Linked DNA regions of Homo sapiens: region 1 is linked to region 2. A link is an interaction called in ENCODE POLR2A ChIA-PET data of the cell type or tissue named here. Cell type or tissue: PC-9. All regions are shown on one strand. Each heading gives the region's core, and the rest is flanking DNA. Links, peaks and the distances in the headings are about the cores only.

Region 1 (8,456 bases), core at 1,121-6,120, 250 kb after region 2:
ACAGTCATGAATAACTCTGCTCTTTCTTAAGAAATAGTTTTTGACTCTTTGGGTAAGAACCCATAACATTTGCTCTAAAAAGAAATTTTAAAAATAAAGAACACAACTACCTATTTAGTCTTAGAAGATACCCATACAAATAAAATATTATTTGGACCAAATGAAAACAACATACACGTGGATAAGACCAAAGTCCTAAGAGGTGGGTCACCAGTACAAAATGTTAACAAGGTTTACTGATGAAATGATTTTTGTGATAAGCCAATCAATTTGTATGTAATTAACTAATTTAAACCATAAAAAAGATCAAATTGTACAATATTTACAGAATATCATATATCAATGAATAGGCAGAGTGTAACAGAATGTGAATACAAAAATTATATTGACAAATATAAAATATAACCAAAAACCCATTTGTTCTAATATCATGAAAATACTGGGTATAGGTAGATCTTATTTAAGCTTTTATCAATTTAAAACATCATTTCACATGTACATATGGAATACAGCATTATTTTGCCAAGAAAACATGGGAAATGGTTCTTCACAGAAACCTAAGGATACTTAAGATAGCTATATTGGTTAGGGAAAAAAGCAGGCTCTTTTTATCATTTTGATTCTCATAATTTACCAATCAATGTATTTATTTACCAATCTTGTATTTATCATGGCATAAACGATTATAATTTTACTATTTCACAGCCTCCTCCTACTGAAAGGCAAATGTGGTCAGGGCAATTATTCTCTCTGACCTTCATTTTCATTAAAAAAACATTTCAAAATCTATGCTTTCAGGATTCTAAGACATATTTTAGAACAACATATTCCTAAACTGAACTACCTTGGCAAAAATTGCTTTCAAGGAATATAAATATTTACGTAAAAACACAAAATCAAAATATTAAACTGAAGAAACAAACAAAAAAATTTGCCTTAGCCTGAACAATAGGAATCTTAAAGAATTGTGGTTTTGCCACAGAAAGAAGTTACTAAGAAGAGAGGAGGATAATAAAAAAATTAAACTTCAGAACTTGATACTCTTCGTAGATACTCAACTTATTACACGTTTTACAGAAACCAATTTTAATGCACACATAAAGGCCACCACAAAGTGTCTTTTCTTATTGCCTCTTTTTGGCTTTTGAAGTAAAATACTGGTTATATTTTTTTATATTCTACTTATTCACTGAACACACTGGAGTCTAAAGCTAAAATAAGTTTTCATAATGAAAAAACATAAATTATCAGCACTTCAAATGCTCTATAAACATCTCTAGAATTTGGCCTATGTTATGAACCAGCTGACTTAAGAAAAACAAAAATAAGACAAAAGGACAGCAATCAATTTTGACCACACTTTTTTCAGCAAGTGCTTAAGGTGGTATTATAATCAATCCAATTAATTGCACACCAGTGTTTTTATACTGATATACACGTAAGTATATATATTTACCTGCATCTACAAATATTAAATTCTAGGGGTTAAAAAAAACTTATGTAAACTTTTAAAAAAGCAATTTGCCATTTATCTCTCTCGATGTATTCATTTTGACCATTCATACTTTTTCTTTCTTTCTAAGAAGATAATTGAGCTGAGTGCTTTGCAAATGATTTTAACAGTAGTGTATTGAATTAATTATGTCTATTATTCCATCATTTCTCAATCTGTAATTCCTTACTGATAAAACTTTTGTGCCTGTTTTATGAAGAAAATAGATTACATATATTTATAAGATTGATAGCATTTTTTGTTATGAACAATGTTAACATTATATCTCAGAACATACTATAGAATACAAAGACTACTGTCAGGTAGGAGTACATAAGAGACAATTGTGTATACATGTGGGTTTATTATACTCATATGTAGACACATTCTCACAAAAGCTAGAAATGTCCTGGCACTTAACACATAGCTCACTTTAATAATCAAATAGGATAGCTCTTGTTTCAGTGTGAAGATAAAAGATACGAAAAGTCAATACCTCTACATTTATCTCCTAGGTTTTTTTGTTTTCGGAATATTGTGATTTTTAATAAAGACCAAACCAACTTGAACACTGGTCCCAGGCCAAATCAGATCTTTCTAGTTCACTGATTCAATGGTAGAGAACTTCTACTTGAACATGAAGTTTATTATGACTTGAAGCAAAATCAGGAGGAAAATGATGAAGTAGTCTTTTTGTTGCAGAAAATAATCCGTGGCCGGTGTGCTTGAAACTAAATGATTTCGAAGAGCCATAATATTTCTATAAAAATAAGCAACAACAAATTTTGTAATGATTTGCCAGAAATGTTGGCATAGAGCCCACAATTTGATATTAAACAGTCACAGAGCATTTAATGTTAATAATTTTTAGTTGCTGGGTCATGGGGTGGTATGTAGGGGTGGGGGGGGGCGGGGTCTGGGACTGCAAAGAGGAATACTTAAGGGCTCAGGGAGTAAATATTTACCCAATGTTATGGATGTATTTCAATATTTCAACTGATGCATTCCAATGAAATAACAGCCATGCACAGAGGGGACTATAGAGGCCTTTGTTAACTGACTTTCTCAGAAACAATCCCACCTCCACATGCAACCCAGCTACATTCCTAGCATGCTATAGGAGTAAAATAAAGTGATTCCAATTCTACCCTTACAGAGAAAAAACAACCTCTCCTTCCTTCCCAAGTATTTTAGTGCTGGAGGAATTTCGTAAGTGTCAAACATCAGGTGATAGAGGCTAAACATTGTATTTTAGCTTAGCTAAATGTTATAAAAATATGAAGTCTGCATATGATTTCCCATATAACAGGATTCTTAACTACTCCTTGGTCTCAAATGAATAGTCAGTGTCATTATATTATTACCTTTTAATTTCTTCCTGTGTTTGTTTTATAGATTCGATGGAACTCTGAATGTCTCCCAGTTCTATTCCTTTCTTTCTTCTTGTACTTGGTTTTACTGATTGAGCTAAAAAGACATTTAGAATGAAGTTGAAACTATAAAAATAATCTACAGTTCAATTTAATGTGTCTCATGTAATAAAAATTTTCCTGGGCATTTGTTTTTGTAGCCTAGAGATTAGCATAGTAATATGAATACTCTGCACTTTTGAAGTTTCAAACACATCATTGCAATACTAGAACACTACAAATATATTTAAAGTACTACACATTAGTTGAATTTTGGATGGCACCAGTTTTTTTAACTAATTAAAACAGAAATAATTCATTAGAAATACATATTAACTTGAGGAAGGTATTACTCTCTTCTGTTCCTTGCCCATTTGCCTACCTCTGAAGTCAGCTTCTTGAGCCCTTTTTTCCAATTTTTTATTGTGAGTGTTTAGTTACCTAAACTTTAAATCCCTTTCGACACCACTTCTGCAAATTTTTACTGCCAATCAGCAAGCTGTACATGTTTTTCCAAATTCCCTACATATGCATTCCTTCCTTTCCATTTTTGTTCAGATCCTACTTAACCTCTCTGCAAGTGTCAGCTTTCTCATTTTAAAAATAGGGATAATAATACCAGACTTCACAGGGTTGTTGTAAGGTGTATTTAACATACAGTCTGGCACAAATTAATTACTCAATAAATGTCTGCTGATACATTATAGTAATATAGTAAAGTGGATGACAGGGTGAATTAAGGAGCCAAAAAATCTGCATATATAACATACATATACCTACTTATGGGGTATGTGACCTTAGGCAGGTTAACTTGTGTCTCAGTTTCTTTTCTCGTAAAATGGGAATAACAACAATACAACCAATACTCTCTTCTAACACACTGGTATGCCACATGACTCCTGCTTTTAAACCTTTATTCGGTTCATTCCTCTAACTACTCTAGTATGTTACCCCTACCCCACTCTCCAAGCCTAGATTGCTATAATCCATTAGAAATCTTAATAATTCATCAGGATTCTAAGAACTTTCCCTCAAACTGAATTGAGCTCCCTCTCCTTTAAACTCTTTATCACTTGTCATCTAATTTCTTAGTAATCTACCATTTATTCACTTCTAGTGTTATCTTTATAGGTTAAAATGAGCTCCCTAGTTCAGTGTAAACTCAGTAGAGATTATGGCTTAAAGTTTTTTTTTTTTTGTCATGTCACAAACATCACTTTAATCCTTTCATGATTATATCTCAATGTAGTTCAAGATACTTTACACATTATCTGACTCGAATAAGAATGGAGTACAATTTAAGCTAGCAGTTGCTAAGTTTTATATTTTTATTGTCTGTCACTTCCAAACACTACAGTAATTTATTCTGGAAATGAAAAACATTTTTGAAGCATGGAACTGAGTTCAAAGCTCAAAAAATGCTTCTGAATTCAATCTAGGGAACCATCAGCAATTTTTCAGAGGTTAACAAGGCATAAGAGGTAGCTACTACTAGAGTGTGGTTCTTTTTTTTTTTTTTTTTTTTTTGAGACAGGGTCTCACTTTGTCACCCAGGCTGGAGTGCAGTAGTGTGATCTCGGTTCAGTGCATCTTCCATCTCCGGGGTTCAAGCAATTCTCGTGTCTCAGCCTCCCAAGTAGCTGGGATTACAGGTGTGCACCACCGCACCTGGCTAATTTTTTCATATTTTTAGTAGAGACGGGGTTTCCCCATGTTAGCCAGGCTGGTCTTGAACTTTTGGCCTCAAGTGATCTGCCCACCTCGGCGTCCCAAAGTACTGGGATTACAGGCATGAGCCACCACACCCTGCCTAGAGTGTGGTTTTTATTTAGATGTCTCCCCTTTTTCATTTTCTGTTTCTTTACCTTGCGTCCTGGTCTCACAACTTATCTATGATCTAGAATTGCTTTTGTATCTCAACCCTGCCCCGACCAAAACTCACATAACTTGAGTTAATATGAAAAACCATATTCATATCAAATTGTGTAGTAATTAAAAAGTTAGACTCTCATTAGTCTGCAATAAATATTTTTACCTTCACTTCCAGAGGAGTCTTGAATGTCAGGTTCTGGGGAGGAATAGCCTTTTGCTACTTTCTTCTGTTGCCTGGTTGGCTTATGTTTCATTTTGGGGACGCTAACCTAAAGAAAAAAATAACTATTTTGTGAATTTGCACTGTATTTTGGACTAAAGACCAACTGTGTACAATTGTCAAAATTATCTGCACATAGGCATGATATTCAGAAATAAAGACAATGATGAAATAGTCTAATTCAAATTTAACAAATGTGATGCACTTATGCAATCAAATGATCTTATTTTAATAGGAAGTACTTTGGCACAAATGTCAAAAAGTAAAATACACAATGAAGAGTATACCCAGTCTCTCTCCCACTAAATAGGTACCCATCACTATTAGTTTATATCCAGGGATATTATTATGTATACATAAACAAATATGAATATAGATCCCCCTACCTCTGACTGCACCAGCTATTATTATTCTCTAGTAGAATGTTAAATAATAGAATGTTAAATAATAGTGTGTATAAATCATATTTATTTTGTTCCCAATGTTAGAAACATTCCCACTGAACAATGCTGGGTTTCCAGTAAAACGGTTTATTTACTTTTAATCACATCTGGGTAGTACAGAAAGTATCTTATAATAAATAAAAATGATACCATTATTTTGTAGAGCATTATTTAAACTTACTGAAAGGATTGAAGTGGATGCACAAGATTCAAAAGTATATGAAACCATCAACTATGACTAAATTTTCCTTAGAATAATAACTTTGGACTCTATCCTATTAATAGATTTGTAATTTTGGTGTTCAGTATTAAACTTAAAAACCTAAATGCAAGAGAAGAAACTAGAATCAGAAAGACAAGATGTATTAGTCAGTTTTTATGCTCCTGATAAAGACATTCCCGAGACTGGGATGAAAAGGAGGTTTAATTTGACTTATGGTTCCACATGTCTGCAGAGGTCGCAAAATCATGGCAGATGGCAAAAGGCACTTCTTACATTGTGGCAGCAAGAGAGAATGAGGAAGATGCAAAAGTGGAAACCTCTGATAAAACCATCAGATCTCGTGAGACTTATTCACTACCACGAGAACAATATGGGGGAAACTGCCCCTATGATTCAAATGATCTCCCACTAAGTCCCTCCCACAACACGTGGTAATTATGGGAGTACAATTCAAGGTGAGATCCCACCAAGTCCCTCCCACAACACGTGGGAATTATGGGAGTACAATTCAAGATGAGATTTGGGTGAGGACACAGAGCCAAATCGTATCATTCTACCCTGGCCCCTCCAAATCTCATGTCCTCACATCTCAAAACCAATCATGCCTTCCCAACAGTCCCCCAAAGTCTTAATTCATTTCAGCATTAACCCAAAAGTCCACAGTCCAAAATCTCATCTGAGACAAGGCAAGTCCCTTCTGCCTATGAGCCTGTAAAATGAAAAGCAAGCTAGTTACTTTCTAGATACAATGGGGGTACAGGCATTGGGTAAATACAACTGTTCCAAATGGGAGAAATTTGGAAACAAAGGGGTCATAGGGCCCATGCAAGTCTGAGATCCAGTGGGGCAGTCAAATTTTAAAGCTCCAAAATTTTAAAGCTCCAAAATGATCTCCTTTGACTCCACGTTTCATATCCAGATCATGCTGATGCAAGAGGTAGGTTCCCATAGTCTTGGGCAGCTCCACCCTTGTGGCTCTGCAGGGTATCCCCTCCTGGCTGCTTTCATGGGCTGGCGCTGAGTGTCTGCGGCTTTTCCAGGTGCACAGTGCAAGCTGTTGGTGGATCTACCATTCTGGGGTCTAGAGGACGGTGGCCCGCTTCTCACAGCTCCACTAGGCAGTGCCCCAGTAGGGACTCTGTGGGGGGCTCCGACCCCAGATTTCCCTTCTGCACTGTGCTAGCAGAGGTTCTTCATGAGGGCCGTGCCCCTGCAGCAATCTTTTTCCTGGGTATCCAGGCGTTTCCATACATCTTCTGAAATCGAGGTGGAGGTTCCCAAACCTCAATTCTTGACTTCTGTGCACCACAGGCTCAACACCATGTGGAAGCTGCCAAGGTTTGGGGCTTGCACCCTCTGAAACCATGGGCAGAGCTGTAACTTGGCCCCTTTTAGCAATGGCTGAAGCGGCTGGGACGTAGGGCACCAAGTCCCTAGGCTGCACACAGCATGGGAACCCTGGGCCCAGCCCATGAAACCATTTTTTCCTCCTAGGCTTCCAGGTTGGTGAAGGGTGGGGCTGCCATGAAGACCTGTGACATGCCCTGGAGACATTTTCCCCATTTTCTTGGGGATTAACATTCGGCTCCTTGTTACTAATGCAAATTTCTGCAGCCAGCTGAATTTCTCCTGAAAAAATGGGTTTTTCTTTTCTACTGCATCGTCAGGCTGCAAATTTTCCAAACTTCTATGTTCTGTTTCCCTTTTAAAACAGACTGCTTTTAACAGCACCCAAGTCACCTCTTCAATGTCTTGCTGCTTAGAAATTTCTTCTGCCAGATACCCTAAATCATCTCCTTCAGGTTCAAAGTTCCACAAATCTCTATGTCAGGGACAAAATGCCACCAGCCTCTTTGCTAAAGCATAACAAGAGTCACCTTTGCTCCAGTTCCCAACAAGTTCCTCATCTCCATCTGAGACCACCTCAGCCTGGACCTTGTTTTTCACATCACTATCAACATTTTTGTCAAAGCCAGTCAACAAGTCTCTAGGAGGTTCCAAACTTTCCCACATTTTCCTGTCTTCTTCTGAGCCCTCCAAACTGTTGCAACCTCTGCCTGATACCCAGTTCCAAAGTCGCTTCCACATTTCTGGGTATCTTTTCAGCAGCATCCCACTCTAATTTACTATATTAGTCCATATTTACGCTGCTGATAAAGACATACCCGAGATGGGAAGAAAAGGAGGCTTAAATTTGATGTTCAGTTCCACATGACTTGGGAGGTCTATAATCATGGCAGAGGGTGAAAGGCCCCCTTTCTTACATGGCAGCAGCAAAAGAGAATGAGAAAGATGCAAAAGCGGAAACCCCTGATAAAACCAGCAGATCTCATGAGACTTATTCACTACCATGAGAACAGCATGGGGGAAACCACCCCCTTGATTCAAATTATCTCCCTCCGGGTCCCTCCCACAGCATGTGGAAATTATGGGAGTACAATTCAAGATGAGATTTGGATGGGAACATAGAGCCAAACCCTATCACAAGGTAATGTTCATGCTTGGAAAAACAGAGAACCAGTGGTCAACAACTCGTTCTTTCTTGTTCAGCATTGTAACAAGAAGTATTCTCAATTACTTATTTCTTGAAATAATTTTGCAAAATCTTATTCAGGTATTTAAAATTAAAATTTCTATAATATGTAATAAGCAGGCAGGTTTGGCCCATACTCCTACTTCAAATGCTGGAGGCTTAAAATTTTGTAACATTTAAAATAGAAATCCACATTTCTAGAGTAGGTTCAAATTGGAGACTGATGAACACTAGTGAGAAGCTTATTTAAAATAACAAGGCAGA
Region 2 (8,456 bases), core at 1,638-6,637:
TCCTGACCTTAGGTGATTTGCCCGCCTTGGCCTACCAAAGTGTTGGGATTACAGGCATGAGCTACCGCGCCCGGCCAAATTCCAGATTTCACAGAAAAGAGTGATCCTATTTGTACTTCAATTAATTTATTAATTCAACAGATGGTCTAGTATGGCCTAGATCGGTGACTACAGATGCATATACCTATAGGGGCCATTCCAGAAACATATCGTGTGAAGTCAGCCAAGCGTAAGACAGTGGGGAGCAATAAGAATTATGAATAACAGGAGACCATAAGCTTTGTTTAAAGGGGGAAGCTGGGCAGGGCACAGTGGTGGACACCTATAATCCTAGCTATGATCTCACCACTGTACTCTAGCCTGAGAGAGTAAGACCCTGGCTCTAAAAAATAATAAATAAATAAATAAATAAATAAATAAAGTAGGGGCAGCTACCAACCTCAGTTGTTGTTACATGGGGACAGTATTCTCACATTTTCCAATTTTTCAAGAGATACTGGAAAAACATATTTTTATATGAATATATAATCTTCCATATGAATATATATGAATACATAAAATCTTCCAATTTGGGAGAAACAGTGTATAAAATGAGTTCTGTTCTGGACATGCCACATTTTCACTAGCTGTAGATTGTCCAGCAGTTAGAAATTTGACTGTACAGTTCACGAAAATTACTTGTGAAGCAAGCACAGATTCAGAAATATTTAGTGTGCATGCAGAAAGGAGAGCTATTCATGGAAAAGGTGTAAATTAAGAAGAAAATAAGAGGGTCGGGCGTGGTGGCTCATGTCTGTAATCCCAGCACTTTAGGAGGCCGAGACAGACGGATCACCTGAGGTTGGGAGCTCAAGACCAGCCTGGTCAACATGGTGAAACCCCGTCTCTACTAAAAATACAAAAAATTAGCCTGGTGTGGCGGTGGGCCCCTGTAATCCCAGCTACTCGGGAGGCTGAGGCAGGAGAATCGCTTGTGGAGGTTGCAGTGAGCCGAGATCACACCGCTGCACTCCAGCCTAGGCTACAGAGCAAGACTTTGTTTCAAAAACAAACAAACAAAAGGAAGTGTTTTAGTTCCATTTTTCCAACTTCAGTGGTATTTTATTATCATTAAAATTATTATTTTATCTCTTCAGGTGTTCTTTTTTGGTATTGTTTGCTCTTAGGACATTTTGAAACTTCTGAGATAGTTAACAAATTTCCTCAGAATCACCAATAACAAAAACTATAATTTTTGTGGGAAAGCAATACCCATTTAGGTTTATAATTATATACAAAGCAGAATTCTTCATATCTACAAGTTAAAACTTGGTTCACATATTAAAAATTATTTAGGTGGCATGTACCTATAGTCCCAGCTTCTCAGGAGGCTGAGGCACGAGGATCCCTTAAGCCCAAGAGTTAAAAGAGCAGCCACGGCAACATAGTCAGACCCCATCTCAAATAATAATAATAATTTATAGCTTAGCTCAGACACAATTTGTTTTTCTTTTTTCTTTTCTTTTCTTTCTTTTCTTTTTTTTTTTTTTGATACCAAGCCTCACTGTCACCCAGGCTGCAGTGCAGTGGCACAATCTCGGCTCACTGCAACCTCCGCCTCCCGGATTCAAACATTCCTCCTGCCCCAGCCTCCCGAGTAGCTGGGATTACAGGCACCTGCCACCATGCCCAGCTAATTTTTGTATTTTTAGTAGAGATGGGGTTTCACCATGTTGGCCAGGCTGGTCTTGGACCTCAGGTGATCCACCCACCTCAGCCTCCCAAAGTGCTGAGATGACAGGTGTGAGCCACCGCACCCTGCCTTGTTTTTCTTTTTTTGAGCAGAGTCTCACTCTGTCACCTAGGCTTCAGTGCAATGGCATGATCAGGGCTCACTGCATCCTGGACACCTAGGATCAAGCGATCCTTCCACCTCAGCCTCCCAAGTAGCTGGGACTACAGGCTTGAGCCACCAAGCCTGGCTAATATTTTAAATTTTTTGTAGAAATGGATTTTGCCATGTTGCCCAGGCTAGTCTCAAACTCCCAGCCTCAAGCGACCCTCACATGTCGGCTTCTCAAAATGCTGGGATTGTTGGCATGAGCCACCTCACCTGGTTCAGACACAATTTTACAATGAGTATAGGATACTTTCATGAGCAAGGAAGATAAAGGATCCTATCTACTTGTTGGGTTCCAGGGAACTGGTAAGTAAAATGTATTTTTCCTGCCTGAGTTTGAAACCAACTGGAGAAGAGATTCAGGGGACAGACATATGGAAATCAAAATATCACCTTTCTTACAGATAAGAAAGGTTGGAGAACTTGGCTTTGTATCTGCAGTGGACTTCACCTCTGACTAACAAAAGCCCCCCTGGGCAGGCACATTCCTCCCCTTCCCCTACAGCAAAGCAGAATGCAGACCTGGACAGGCAAGTTTGAAGAAAAGGGAATCCAAGAAGAGACTGGGCTTTCTTGCCCATTTTTCCCTCCAAACTCCCCAGGCAGATACATCATTCCTTCTGCCCTAGGGATAAAGCCCAATCAGTCCAGGAAGGAGAATACCCCTTGGCAGAGACTATTATTTACCCACCAGAATTCATTCTCTTCTCCTTCTGGGCACATGGCTGCCTTCCTGCAATACAGTCCCCAGTCTTCTGAACATTGAGCTGTAGCTGTATTACTAAGCTCTTACCAACAGAGCATGAGTAGAAATGATGTGTATGCTCCTCAGCTTGGGTTTTAACACAGTTGATAATGCCTTCTCCATGTCCTCACTGCTTTTCCCACTGTATAGCCTGGCTTTGTGGCTAACAGTCTTCAAAAGTGCCGATGAGGACATGCCCCAGGGAGTGATGTAATCCCAGCACTTTGGGAGGTCGAGGCGGGAGGATTGCCTGAGCTCAGGAGTCCAAGACCAGCCTGGGCAACATGATGAGACCCTGTGTATTTTTAAAAACAAGAAAAAGAATATTTAAAAAAGAAAAAATAAGTAAAAATAAATTCAATGAGGTTGTGTAATAATAAATGGTTCCTTTACTATTGGCTGATGTTTTTGATCCTGTCTTCCTGTCCTCCTGCCTGTGACGTCTGGATCCGCAGAAGGAATGGAATAATGAGAACTAGCCCTCCATGAAAATGAAATGTTACTTTAGATTTGCCAAAAGATTCCAACTTCCTGAAATTCTCCCCTCCACTAATGGTCTGCTGTGATAGGCTATTCCTTTTCTGATGGGTCTGAGACCTGTCCCTCATCCCACCCCCATTCGAATTATTCTGAGAGGCCAGGCACAGTGGCTCACGCCTGTAATCCCAGCACTTCGGGAGGCCGAGGAGGGAGGATCATTTGAGGTCCGGAGTTTGAGACCAGCCTGGCCAACATGGTGAAACCCCATCTCCACTAAAAATACAAAAATTAGCCAGTTATGGTGGCAGGCACCTGTAATCCCACCTACCCAGGAGGCTGAGGCAGAAGAATCACTTGAACCCAGGAGGCAGAGGTTGCAGTGAGCCAAGATCATGCCACTGTCCTCCAGACTGGGAGATACAGCAAGACTCAGTCTCAAAAAAAAAAAAAAAAGAATTATTCTGAGAGTGGGACAATATAATTGACTCCAGAAGGTCTCTGCTACAATACATCTAAAGAGAAGGGAAGAAGAAGGCCCAGATATTTATTCTGTTGGGTGTCTTTTGGGGTTTTTTTGGTGGCTGTTTTCCTGCTATTGGAACTTGATATGCTTCCCATTTCTAGTTAAATGGCTAAGAGCTCTACTCCCTGAGGCTTGGGCTATTGCTATTGTCTGTGTATGTGGAGTGTGTGTGTGTGTGTGTGTGTGTGTGTGTGTGTGTACGAGGTCATCACTGCTAGAACGGTGCACTAGCATAGTTTGCTTTAACATTTTTTTCTAGGGATAAAATGCAGGGTCCCAAGTGGTAAAGGGGTGCCTAGCTTTAATAATCTGTTTTCTGCCCCAGTTCATAAAAAATATTGCCCCAGAAACACAAGTTCCCAACATTTATGGATTGCCTATGTCACAGGGGCCAGTGGGAAAGGATCTCTGAGCAACTGCTGAGAATCAGAATTGCAAAATTGGTGACCAATAAGTAAGGTATGCATTTGACAGCAGCCTTCACTTGGCCCCTTATCTGATAACATTCTCTCCATCCAAAGTGCCCAATCTTCTATCCTTCTTATGCATTCTCAAAAAAAAAAAAAAAAAAAAAGATTCCATGAAGAAAGATGGCCTCTTCAACGTCTGATAAACCTCCTGAGCTCTGAGGATTTTCTGTCATACTCAGACTTTACCGAGAAGTTTCCCCTTCTATGACACTTCAGTAGATTGGCTGATGCCAGTCTTGTCAACCTTTTGGGAATGGAGATGAAGGTAGGACTGGTCAGCCACTATTGTTTCATATCTTTGAAAACAAATAGATACAATTTCAGAAAAATTTTCCAGACCAAGTTACAATTAGCAATTGAGACTACCAAAAGCTATTTTGTTAATCTATTTTTAAAACACTGAATTAGATCAAAATAGCAAACATTTATTGAGCTCTTACCATGTGCCAGGCACTGTTCCAAATGTTACATATATGCCTCACTTAAGTTTTACAACCCCTTGAGGTAGCTGCTGTTGTTATCATTCCCATTTTAGAGATGAGGAAGCTGAGGTTAAATTGCTTGCCCAAGGTTGCACAGCTACTAAATACTAGCTCAAGATATCTAAAAGTGGCTCATATGTGGGAAGCACTATTATCATTATTTTCTCTAGCGGAAAGACTGTAGAGTATGGTGAACAGTATGCAGGGCTTTGGAATTAGATATAACAGGGTTTAAATACCTATTATCCCCAGACCAGCCAAATCGTTTGAAACAAGTTAATTCATCACTGTGAACTTTACTTTCCTCATCTGCATTTTGAAAATAATAATGACTCCCTCATGAAACTATTGTATAGATTTAATAAGACAATCTATAAAATACTTCATAGACAGTCTGTTAACATAGCACTATTTATTGATTGATTGATTGAAACATGTTCTTGCTGTGTTGCCCAGGCTGGTCTTGAATTCCTGGGCTCAGGTGATGCTCCCACCTCAGGCTCCCAGAGTGTTGGGACTACAGGATTATAGGTGTAAGCCATCATGCCCGGCCTTTTTTTTTTTTTCTTTTGCAGTGATACTGTCACAGCTTACTGCAGCCCTTGACTTCCCAGGCTCGAGTGACCCTCCTACCTCAGCCTCCCAAGTAGCTGGGACTACAGGCAAGCACCACCACATCTGGTAATTTTTTTTCTTTTAGTAGAGATGAGATTTCACTATGCTGCACAGGCTGGTCTGGAACTTCTGAGTTCAAACGATCCTCCCGCCTCCTCCCACAGTGCTAGGATTACAGGTGTAAGCCACTGTCCAAGCCTCTCTGGTTTCTTATAACAAAAGTTGTCCTAAGAAACAATCAGACCTATTGAGGAGTTGCTGACAAATGTCTTGCTGGTCATTACTCCCAAACTTGAAGAGTTGTACTCTGTAGGTAGTTTGCAACTTTTTTTTTTTTTTCCTGAGACAGTTTCGCTCCCGTTGCCCAGGCTGGAGTACAGTGGCACGAACTCAGCTCACTGTAACCTCTGCCTCCCGGGTTCAGGCGATTCTCCTGCCTCAGCCTCTTGAGTAGCTGGGTCTACAGGTATGCGCCACCATGCCTGGCTAATTTTGTATTTTTAGTAGAGATGGGGTTTCACCATGTTGGCCACGTTGGTCTGAAACTCCTGACCTCAGGTGATCTGCCCACCTCAGCCTCCCAAATTGCTGGGATTATAGGCGTGAGCTACCACACACACCCGGCCTTTCTTTTTTTTTTTTTTTTGAGATGGAGTTTTGCTCTTGTTGCCCAGGCTGGAGTGCAATGGAGCAATCTCAGCTCACTGCAACCCCCATCTCCAGGGTTCAAGCGATTCTCCTGCCTCAGCCTCCCAAATAGCTGGGATTACAGGCACGCACCACCACGCCCAGCTAATTTTGTGTTTTTAGTAGAGACAGGGTTTCACCATGTTGGTCAGGCTGGTCTCAAACTCCTAACTTCAGGAGATTCACCCACCTCAGCTTCCCAAAGTGCTGGGACTACAGGCGTGAGCCACTGTGTCTAGCCAAGTTTGCAACATTTTAACAGAGCCCTTAAGCAGATCTAAAAGGTATCTCAATTTATTCACCACCTTGGGAGGTGCATTTTCTTTACTTGACTCATCTGGCAGTCCATCAAGATGACATAGTTTTCTGCTGCTCTTTCTTGTTAGGTGGCACTTGGAACCTCAATCAAGTACTTATTTAAGCTTTTTTTTTTTTTTTCTGAGATGGAGTCTTTTTTTTAATTATTTTTATTTTTTTGAGATGGAGTCTCTCACTCTCACCCAGGCTGGAGTACAGTGGCCTGATCTCAGCTCACTGCAAGCTCCACCTCCTGGGTTCACGCCATTCTCCTGCCTCAGCCTCGTGAGTAGCTGGGACTACAGGCACCCGCCACCATGCTTGGCTAATTTTTTGTATTTTTAGTAGAGATGAGGTTTCACCATGTTAGCCAGGATGGTCTTGATCTCCTGACCTTGTAAACCGCCTGCCTTGGCCTCCCAAAGGGCTGGGATTACAAGCATGAGCCACCGCACCCGGCCTGTTTAAGTTTTGATAAAAGAGTTTGACTATATCCCCAAGCACTCTTGCTGTCTGTACTTCTGATTAATTGAATGAAAATACTGTTTGGATAAAAAGTCTGGATGTTTTTCTTTCCTAGTAGAACTAATTTGCTCCCTACTACCTGGTATCTAAAACATACTCTCCCCTTAGCTATCAACATAACATTTCTCCATTTCCCATACTGACCTGAAACATTTAGTTAAGAATTGACTGAGAGATGCCACTTGCATAATGCTTACTTAAGGTCTTGAGATTGGGAAAAAACTGATTTATCATTATGGTTATTATTGATTCTTTCAAATCCCTCTAGTTTTGCTTCAATATTGCTGGTGAATAATACTTGAGCATTTACTTATTGTTAGGAGGATAACACAAATTATCTCATTAATTTGAACATTTATGATTAGGGATTAGTGTCACAGTTGACAGACATGGAAACAGGCTCAGAGGGAGTAAGTAAATTGCCAAGATTACACAGCTTCTAAATGGTGCAGCCAGGATGCAAACCCAGATCTTTCTGACTCAAAGCTTAAGCAATTAACACTAAATGGTCTTCGTTAGCTGCTATCAATGCACCTGGGCCATATAATTTGTTATCTGCGACAACATTCTTATTAGTTAAATGTAATATAAACTTTTACAGAGGGTCATAAAATAATTCATTTGAATAGCCATTTGGTTGTCCTGTGAAACCACAGATGTGGTCATTTCTGTTACTCAATGTCTTTGAGTTTAGTTCAAGAAAAACTGTCTCTACGTGCATGCTTTTTTAGTTAGAAGAAAAGTTACATAGACCAATATGGTTTTCCTTAATCCTTAACTGCCTAGAAACTTTGCCAAATTCATTGTTCAGCTATCGCAATGAACTTATCTCAGGTGCTTAGTGATATCATTTGTTTACTCAACATACGATTATTATATTTATGAGGTCTATTTTATGCCAGAGGTATAAACACTCTGGGGATATAGAATATGGTGAACATAATAGAAATTTCCTCAGGTAGCCCATAGTCTAACAGGACGGAGAAAAAGTACATAAATAACAACAGAAATGATTGATCCTAATATGACAAGAGCCACAAATAGTAAATAAATGTTAGCATGATCTGTGCAGGCAATAGGCTTGCTTTAATGAACTGGTTAATAAAAAGAATATCTGGAAGCAAACTTTGTGATTCACGTGGCAATTCTATTATACGCTTATATCTCATTGTATATAATTTCATAGTAAGTACATTAGAAAAAAACATTAAAATAAATAAGAGGCATAAATATCCCTTTTACTTGTAAGGGAGCACCTAATAAGTATTCTTGCACTCATTTTTTTCTTTCAGTATAACTATAATTTTAAAAATTCATCTCTTAAATATATAAAGCAGTTTTGCTATAATAAAAATGAAAATTGAGTTGAAAAGATGTCATTTCTTTTGGCATCTGCATTATTAATTTGGAAAAGATAAAGACTAATAGAGTCTTGACCTGTGTAGAAGACTGACAAGCAAAGATTTGTGAAATAATTAATTCTTACATCAGAAAGTTATCCTCAAAAGATGATGAAGATAAACCAGCAGTTCCTGCCTTTGAAAGCTTTAGTCCATTGTCATCATTAAAAGCTGATAGAAAAAAATACCATCAGGGGCTAAGGATTTGTTGAAATTAATTTTAAGACTTTCTTTTCCGGCTGGGCATGGTGGCTCGTGCCTGTAATCCTAGCACTTTGGGAGGCTGAGGCCGGTGCATCACTTGAGGCCAGGAGTTTGAGACCAGCCTAGCCAACATGGTGAAACCCCATATC

What was found. Peaks named below come from ENCODE experiments on the same cell type or tissue, not always from the same donor. Only the 100,000 strongest peaks of a DNase experiment are listed, where the experiment ranks them.
Region 1: POLR2A ChIA-PET joins it to region 2 with 18 read pairs; 2 of 35 experiments call an interaction of 5 or more read pairs at or near these places.

What each region holds. Positions count from the first base shown.
Region 1 is chr12:76,353,770-76,362,225 of GRCh38, forward strand. It overlaps OSBPL8 (oxysterol binding protein like 8), which reads right to left. Exons shown (of 24, transcript NM_020841.5): 22 at 4,937-5,042; 23 at 2,857-2,959; 24 at 1-2,252. The coding sequence ends at 2,120. Among named protein-coding and RNA genes, the nearest start is that of BBS10, 9.6 kb to the left of the region's middle. In PC-9, for the core only: no CTCF peak of the experiment used is centred there; no DNase peak of the experiment used is centred there.
Region 2 is chr12:76,099,534-76,107,989 of GRCh38, forward strand. No RefSeq gene overlaps it. Among named protein-coding and RNA genes, the nearest start is that of NAP1L1, 19 kb to the left of the region's middle. In PC-9, for the core only: no CTCF peak of the experiment used is centred there; DNase peaks (open chromatin) are centred at 4,078 and 6,218.